Regions from separate parts of the Homo sapiens genome. Here region 1 is linked to region 2. Evidence: read pairs that join two places in POLR2A ChIA-PET (ENCODE). Cell type or tissue: PC-3. All regions are shown on one strand. Each heading gives the region's core, and the rest is flanking DNA. Links, peaks and the distances in the headings are about the cores only. Region 1 overlaps ATL1 (atlastin GTPase 1). Region 2 overlaps SAV1 (salvador family WW domain containing protein 1).

Evidence for each region. ChIA-PET counts read pairs that join two places held together with the same protein. Peaks named below come from ENCODE experiments on the same cell type or tissue, not always from the same donor. Only the 100,000 strongest peaks of a DNase experiment are listed, where the experiment ranks them.
Region 1: POLR2A ChIA-PET joins it to region 2 with 5 read pairs; 5 of 35 experiments call an interaction of 5 or more read pairs at or near these places.

The regions. Positions count from the first base shown.
Region 1 is chr14:50,585,352-50,589,756 of GRCh38, forward strand. ATL1 (atlastin GTPase 1) reads left to right here. Exons shown (of 14, transcript NM_015915.5): 2 at 2,480-2,727. Among named protein-coding and RNA genes, the nearest start is that of ATL1, 27 kb to the left of the region's middle. In PC-3, for the core only: no CTCF peak of the experiment used is centred there; no DNase peak of the experiment used is centred there.
Region 2 is chr14:50,657,553-50,661,957 of GRCh38, forward strand. The region is part of intron 2 of SAV1 (salvador family WW domain containing protein 1); the gene reads right to left. Among named protein-coding and RNA genes, the nearest start is that of SAV1, 8.6 kb to the right of the region's middle. RefSeq lists an enhancer at 1-180. In PC-3, for the core only: no CTCF peak of the experiment used is centred there; DNase peaks (open chromatin) are centred at 1,969 and 2,409; H3K4me3 peaks cover 381 bases; H3K27ac peaks cover 2,099 bases.

The sequences.
Region 1 (4,405 bases), core at 88-4,087, 72 kb before region 2:
TGATCTAGTTTTCTGCCCCAAAGCTGTTTCTCTATCCAAAATATTATGTCTAGCTTGGGTCTGTGATTCACATTTGTGTGCTCAGATCATAATTAAATCATAGGCAAGGAGCGTCATCAAATAAAATATGTATTTGCTATTCTCAAAAAGGGCCTTTGTACTGAGACTGAAATTAGGTGGTAGGTAGGACTGTAATCAGACATGAATAGATAATAGTATTAATAACAGTCACCATTCATTAAGCATGTACTATTTGTCAGATTCTTCAATCTTTATTTAATGGAAATTACTTTGTTAAGTCTTCACAAAGGCTTTCTGATATGGGTACCATTATGAATCTTTTTAAAATGGAGCATAGTGAGCCATTGGGAAGCTAAATAATTTCCACAACTTTATGTTGTAAATTGTAAGGCTGGGATTTAAACAAAGGCTCTCTGACTCCAGCACCTGTGAAATGGCAATATAGAAGCTATTATCTTTCAGATAAAAAGTCAACTTTTCTTAACTTTGCAGAGAGAACAACTCTGATTCGTGGCTATAGGCAATGGTCTGTTGTCTCTAGATGCTTTGTATGATTGTTCAGAAAGTAGTGGTGTATACTTATCTCTACTCATGCAAAACTAAAATTATATATTTTCAGTATTTCAATAGCATTATTTTATAGATGAACAGCAATAAAGTTATCAATGTGATATATATATATCAATGTGATCTGAAGACTTATTTAAAATTATGCCAAGAGATGATTGCCTTGCTTTTATCTAGTTATAAAACTTCTTATCAAATAGACATCATGAAGAATGTCTACCTAAAGATATTTTCAAAAATTTAGATAAAAGATTATTTAAGAGTCCAGTTTGTTTCAAAATTATTATCATTGTCTTAGTCACTCTGGGCTGCTGTAACAGAAAATCATAGACTGGGGTGGCTTAAACAACAAACATTTATTTCTCACAGTTCTGGCAGCTGGATGAGATGAGACTGCCAGCAGGGCTGGGTTTTTTTGTAAGGGTCTTCCTCCTGGTTCATAGACTGCTTTCTTCGTGTATCCTCATAATTCAGAGAAAAGGGGCTCTGGTTCCTTAATTTTCTTATAAGGGAACTAACTCTATGATGGGAGACCCTCGTAACTTAATCTAAGCATAATCTAAGGCCTCCCAAAGGCCTCATCTCTAACATTGGGGATTAAGGTTTCTACAATAGCAATTATTGAGGGTTTCTTTGAGGCTAGGTCATATATCTGATCTGAGGAATTAATTGGTGTATGTATAGACTTTCTGTTCTTATGATATAAAGCAAACGAGCCTATGTATGTGTTGTCCAAAAGTTATTTGATTGCTACCAAAGAGGCAGAATTTTTTTTTTTTTATTGTAGTAGAAAGATCTGGGATGAAAGTTTTGACTCTTGCAATCTAATCCCAGTTTGGCAGTTACCGTCCATGTGAACTTGGACCTGTAATCTGTCACTTTCTAATAGTTGTGCTCTTGGGAAATTTAATTAGATTCTTAATTTTCTCATGTGTCAAAAATACAGATAATAATAAATACCGTACTGGAACATTACAAAGATTAAATAAATAACATGAGAAAGATATAGAAATCCTATATGAGGAAGTCTACCATTTCCTTCCTTCTAAATTCCATTTCCATCTCTTGGGCAAGGTCAGTCACATCTTTGGCTTTAATTTCCTCATCTATAATAATACCAATAGCATGCTTGAGAATCTGTGATTCTGAGCCCTTCTAGGTATTTCTTCCTATATATGTTCAGCTTTAAAAAGTATTGCAAGGATCCTTTATGTAAATAAGCTATTTCTAGGGGATAAAGAAAGTGTGAACTACAACCATTTTATTCCTCTGCTCCAAAAGTAGAGTGCTTTGCTTTGATTTTCTTTCTGACTCAGCAGACAGAGACATCTGCACTGACTTAGAGTTTTCTTGAAAAATTTTTTTGATTCAGTCATATGATCAGAAAGAACAAATGTAAGTCCTCCTGGGATATAGTGTGAATGACATTAAAATATGTCATTAAAACAAACATTTCTTTTCTTTCTTTCTTTTTTTCTTTTTCTTTTTTGAGACAGGGTCTCCCTCTATTGTCCAGGCTGGAGTGCAGTGGCACAATCATATCTCACTGTAGCCTTGACCTCCTGGGCTCAAGTGATCCTCCCACCCCCGCCTCCTGAGAGCTGGGACCACAGGCACGTGCTACCACACCTGACGAATTTTAAAATTTTTTGTATAGACAGGATCTCACTATGTTGCCCAGGGTGCTCTTGACTCCTGGGCTCAAGCGATCCTCCCACCTCAGCCTCCCAAGGTGCTAGGATTACAGGCATGAGCCACTGCACCCAGCATAAAATGAGCATTTATAATTCCAGTATGCTCCTGTGTCGGATGTTTGAGAGTTAAGAGGTACATATACATTTCTTGGCACTTTGAGATGATTAGCTGAACCAGTCACTGCTCTGTTCAACAGGTGGATTTTCGGAAAAGACATATGAATGGAGCTCAGAAGAGGAGGAGCCAGTGAAAAAGGCAGGACCAGTCCAAGTCCTCATTGTCAAAGATGACCATTCCTTTGAGTTAGATGAAACTGCATTAAATCGGATCCTTCTCTCGGAGGCTGTCAGAGACAAGGAGGTTGTTGCTGTATCTGTTGCTGGAGCATTTAGAAAAGGAAAATCATTCCTGATGGACTTCATGTTGAGATACATGTACAACCAGGTATGCAGGAAGTACTTTAAAAAGTTTTCTTTCTTCTGTGCTTCTGTCACTTCATGTTTTTATTTCATGGTGTTCAAAATTTTCATTTCTATTATTATGTACCCTATATATGAACCAGCTAAAGAAATGCTGTGGTGTAACCATTCCAACCTCAGTGCTTTGGGGACCAAACTACACAGACCAATTTTCTCTGAAGCTGCTTTGCTGCATTTCCCTTAGAATATAACTTATATTTTTATTCTTTTAAAAATAGGCACATAATATTCTGATTATAGACTTAAATGTTATAGTGTTTAAAATGTCACATAATTTTTGTATTGTAATCACTTTTTTCCAACATTTAGTATGAAATATTTCAAGCATATAGCAAAGTTAAAAAAATTTTATACTAAACATCTTGGTATCCACCACCCAGATTCTACCATTAACATTAGTATTCCTGCTTTATCACTTATGACTCCATCTATTCATCCCTCTTTCCAGCCATCACTCCAAGTTATTCTTTGATGCATTTGAAAATAAATTGCTGGCCGGGCACTGTGGCTCACGCCTGTAATCCCAGCACTTTGGGAGGCCGAGGTGGGTGGATCACGAGGTCAAGAGATCAATACCATCCTGGCCAACATGGTGAAACCCTGTCTCTACTAAAAAAAAACACACAAAAATTAGCTGGGTATGTTTTCCTTGTCCTTCAAGGTTATTTTTCAGGCTTAGGATTTTTATGAATATCTCAATGTAGATCATTGACTCAGAGTGAATGTTATGGAAATGTTATTATGCTAATTAATAATAATCACAATTTATTCATTGAAGTATGCATCCCAAGACATTTTTCCAGGTAATACCTTATTGGAAAAATTTCAATTTCTACCTCAATAGTAATTATTTATTGACTACCTGCTAAATGTTCTAGATTGTGCTAGGCACTATGGTGGATACCAAAGAAAACATACCATAGATTTTGCACTTAGGCATCTCATGGTTTGGCCAAGGAGACAGAATAACAATAGGTGAAATATTTAGAGCATCATTACATGGTGATATGGTGACAGATATATTTTTTCTTTTCTTTCTTTCTTTTTTTTTTTTTTTTTTTTTGATACAGAGTTTCACTCTTGTTACCCAGGCTGGAATGCAGTGGCGCAATCTTGGTTCACTGCAACCTCTGCCTCCCGGGTTCAAGGATTCTCCTGCCTCAGCCTCCCAAGTAGCTGGGATTACAAGCATGCGCCACCACATCTGGATAATTTTTTGTATTTTTAGTAGAGACAGGGTTTCACTATGTTGACCAGGCTGGTCTCAAACTCCTAACCTTGTGATCCACCTGCCTCGGCCTCCCAAAGTGCTGAGATTACAGACATGAGCCACCATGCCCAGCCTGATCGACGTATTTCTAAGTGTAGTTCAGGGAAGGGCATATTGTAGGCAAAAGTAACTGGAGAAAGCTTCATAGAGATATTGGAAGTTAGAATAGATTTTGAAGATGTGTGGATCTGGACCAGAAAAGGAAGAATGGACATTCTGGACTATGAGGAATAAGTATAATATATGTATTAAACAGAGTGTACACCTTCTTCCCTAGAGTGGAAATTAAGTATTGGAGATGAAGAAGAAATAAGATTGAATAGGTTATTGAGCCAGATAATAGAACAAATTCACAGAAGAACCAAAGCTCTTG
Region 2 (4,405 bases), core at 155-4,154:
ATTCTTTAAAGAAAAATATGACTACCACTAGTAAAAGAAAAAGCAAGCCACCAATTTTGATCCAAATCAGTGGGAAAAAATGGTAACTTCAGTTTTTGAGTGACAAGAACAAAATTACCTTTCTGTAATTTCAAGTAGTCCTTGAAAGTAATAAACTGGATTCACAATTAATCCTCAAAACAGCTTCTATTTGCAGGAATTAACTGCACAAACACCTTCTATTAATACAAAGTAAAACATTCACACACTAAACATATGACTTAGTCGAAGACACAGATAAAGTATTATTTTCTCTCTCAGCTATCAGTAGATGTGCCAAAAAACTTAATCTCATACAACCAGGCAGATATTTATGAGATCTACCATTATGAATAAGACTCAAATAGGCCGGTTTCCAAATTTTGTAGTGGCTACAGAGAATAAAATGGATCTAGAGCTCTAACACAGTTCCACAGGGTCCCTAGTAATGGATGCTACACATTATTAGCATGTGTTATAATCAAGATGTTGATAAAAAGATCTAAGTATTAAACTCAACCAAATGCTTTCTCTCTTCCTCTGCAAAATAAATACAGAAAAGGTGGTGTCTCTAAAGATTATCAACCCCTCCTCAAAAGATTCTGGTTACACAAATATTTACACATTACCCGAGTAACTGCAAATCCAGTATTTCTTGATAAAGCTCACACTTTTCAGTCTGATTTTTGTATCCTGATTTCTTTAGTCATCTTTAAACGTTTAAAAATGTTTTCGAGACAGAACTAAAATTTAAGCGCAAAACAAAGGAATTCAGTCTGCCTTTAGTATTCCAACTAAAGACTTCCTGTTAACAGCAGGATTCCTTTCTTTGGAACATACAGTAAGTGCGTGACTGGTATGCGGCCAAGAACATTAAAGGTCAAATTTTCTAATCTGAAAGTTCTACAGCTAAACGTAGAACTTTCTAGGCTCTAAAACTTTCTGAGATTATACAACTTGTTTTTGTGCTTCTACTAAATACAATAAGCTGAATTTAACCCTTGACACAAGGTGTTTCCTGAAAATCTAATAACTAATTGACAGGAATTACTATTGCCATTAAGTCATTACAAAACAAATTTTCCAACCTTTTTATGCTTATGACAATCAAAATTCAATGTTTCTGAAAATAGATCTATCGCACAAACCTATCCTATCCTCCTACAAACTTACTTTCTCCTTTCTATTCATTCAAATTCCTTGAACCTTATTCAGCATAAATCCTAAAAATATGTTTTAAGTCTTCTCAAGGTGAATTCAAGAAACTTTCAGCTACTGTCTCATATTCAGATTTTTCCCTTGTGGAAGAGGCAGTTATTAGGCTTTTCTGTTTGGCATGTAATTGGTTATTAATCTTTCCCTGCAACTTTAGAGATTCCTTCAAAAAAAGTACTACTTTTTTCTACAAGGTAAAACATTAAATCTATATTGCCCTGATAAAAATTAATCTTATCAAATGAAGTCTCTCAAGCTCTCAAGCAGTGTATCAACTGCTGTAAAGAATTTTTTTTTTTTTTTTTTTTTGGTTGGGAGAGATACCTTATTACCTGAGATTCTTCAACTACCTGCAACCTTCTTTAAACCTAACGCAATCTGATATAAAAGAGCCTGGGATGAGACTTCGAAGGCAGAAGTCTACTGTCTCATTAAAACAAGGTCTTGGCTATTCCATGAAATCAAATCTTATTTCAGTGCATGTGTGTTCCAATAAAACTACTGTATTGCAGGAGGCAAGTCTATCTGGCCTATGGGTGTAGCTTGCTGACTCCTGCTGAAGCCTCCCTCATAAAATTAAAAACACCCTCAAGATTAAAATTACGGTAGGGGCCCGAATTTTGATAAAATATTTTCCTTCTCTTTTTCCACCTCCATGTATGACTGCTTGCAAAGTCATTTCAACAAATGGCAGTCACTAATAATTGTCTTCCTGTGGCAGCCCCTGGGCAGGCTGCCCATAAGATTAACAAACCTGTTTCTTTTAAAGAACAATAATCCAGACTGGGTGCTGCGGCACATGCCTGTAATCCCAGCACTTTGGGAGGCCAAGGCAGGCAGATTGCTTGAGCTTGGGAGTTTGACCAGCCTGGGCAACACTGAAATTCAGTCTCTACTAAAAATACAAAAAATTAGCCAGGTGTGGTGGTGCATGCCTGTAGTCCCAGCTACTCAGGAGGCTGAGGTGGGAGGATTGCTTGAGCCCGAGGTCGAGGCTGCAGTGAGCTGTGATCATGCTACTGCACTACAGCCCGGGCAACAGAGCAAGATCCTGTCTCAAAAAAGAAAATAGAAGAGAAGAACAAGAAAACAATGATCCTAGATCACACAGACCCCCTTGATAGTTTCCAGAATTTGGACTGGCCAAACAGGCCAGGCCACTTTGATCACTGGTGATCTCACCTCCTGCAAACTCTTCTGCTAAGCTATAGGTTTAAACAGTAACCTGCCATTTTTTCCCAGCTTTCTTTCCATAGTAACTGGCAGTCACAAACACTACTGTAAAACCTAAGACTGGTCTTCGAGATATTTTTCAGACTTTGCTTACAAGTGGACCAACTGACACCAAATGGACCAGTGTTCCATGAACTCAACCAAGGAACTGACTTGGTCTTGTGACTCCCCAATTTCCCAGCAACTGATTCAGCACATGAAGACAGCATTGATAACCCTATGATCTCATACCAGTCCAATCACCAGCACCCATCCCCTAGCCCCCTGCCTGCCAAATCATCTTTAAATATCTTAGCTTCTCCAGTCTTGGCGGTGATGACTCTGAGAAACATTTCCCATCCTCCTTACTCAGCTGCCTTGCAATAATTAAACTCTTTCTTCTTTACAGTATCTGCTGTCTCAGTGTTCTGCTCTATTCGGATAGCAGACAAGAGCCCAGTCAGGTGGTAACATTGTTTTATAGCATTTTTTGGATACATAATTATTTGCACATGTTTATGGGGTACATGTGATATTGTGATACATGCAAAGAGTATGAAATAATCAAGTCAGGGTATTTAGGGTATCCATCACCGTGAGTATTTATCATTTCTATGTGTTGGGAACATTTCAAGTCCTCTCTTTTAGCTATTTCAAAATGTTAACTGTAGTTACCCTACTCTGCTATCAAACCTTAGAACTTATTCCATCTAACTTTATGTTTGGACCCATTAACCTACCTCTCTTTACCTCCCCTCCCATCCTTCCCAACCTCTGCTATCATTCTATCTCCATGAAATCAATGTGTTTCGCTCCCACATGTGAGTAAGAACATGAGACACTTCTCTTTCTGTGCCTGATTTCCCTTAATATAATGACCTCCAGTTCCATTCAAGCTGCTGCAAATGACATGATAAACATGGGAGTGCAGGTATTTCTTTGATATACTGATTTCTTTTCCTTTAGATAGATACCCAGCAGTGGAACTGCCGGATCATATGGTAGTTCTGTTTTCGGTTTTCTGAGAAATTTCCAAACTGTTTTTCATAGTGCCTGTCCTAATTATTGTAACATTCCCACCAACAGTCTGTAACAGTTGCCTTTTCTTCACACTCTCACCAGTAGTATATTTTTTTGTCTTTTTAACAATAGCCATTCTGACTGGGGTAAGACACCTCACTGTGGTTTTCACTTACATTTCCTTGACGATTAGTGATGTTGCACATTTTTTCACATACCTTTTGGCCATTTGTATGTCTTCTTTTGAGAAACGTCTATTCATGTCCTTTGCCCACTTTTTAATGGGGTTGTTTTTCTTACTGTTGGCTTCCTTGCATATTCTGGATATTAGTCCCTTGCTGGATGAATCTTTTGCAAACACTTTCTCCTATTCAATATGTTGTCTCTTCATTCTGTTGTTTCCTTTACTGTGCAGACGCCTTTTGGTTTAATATAGTCCCATATGTCTATTTGTTTTTGTTGCCTGTGCTTTTGAGGTCTTAGCCATAAAATCTTTGTTAGATCGATGTCCTGAAGTGTTTCCCCTACATTTTCTTCTAGTACTTTTATAATTTCAGGTCTTAAGTCTTTAATCCATCTCAAGTTGAATTTGCATATGGTGAGACAAGGGTCAGATTTCATTCTTCTGCATGTGGATATCCAATTTTCCCAGCATCGTTTATTGAAGAAAGTGTCCTTTTCCCAATGCACGTTCTTGGTGCTTTTGTAAAAAAATCAGTTGGCTGTAAATATGTGGATTTATTTCTGCATTACCTATTTTTGTTCCATTGGTCTATGTGTCTTTCTATACCAATACCATATTATTGTGGTTACTATAGCCTTATTTGTGGTTACTATAACCTTGTATGTGGTTACTATAGCCTTATTTCGAAGACAGGTAGTGTGATGCTTCTAGCTTTGTTCGGTTTGCTCAGGATTACTTTGGGTATTTGGGCTCCTT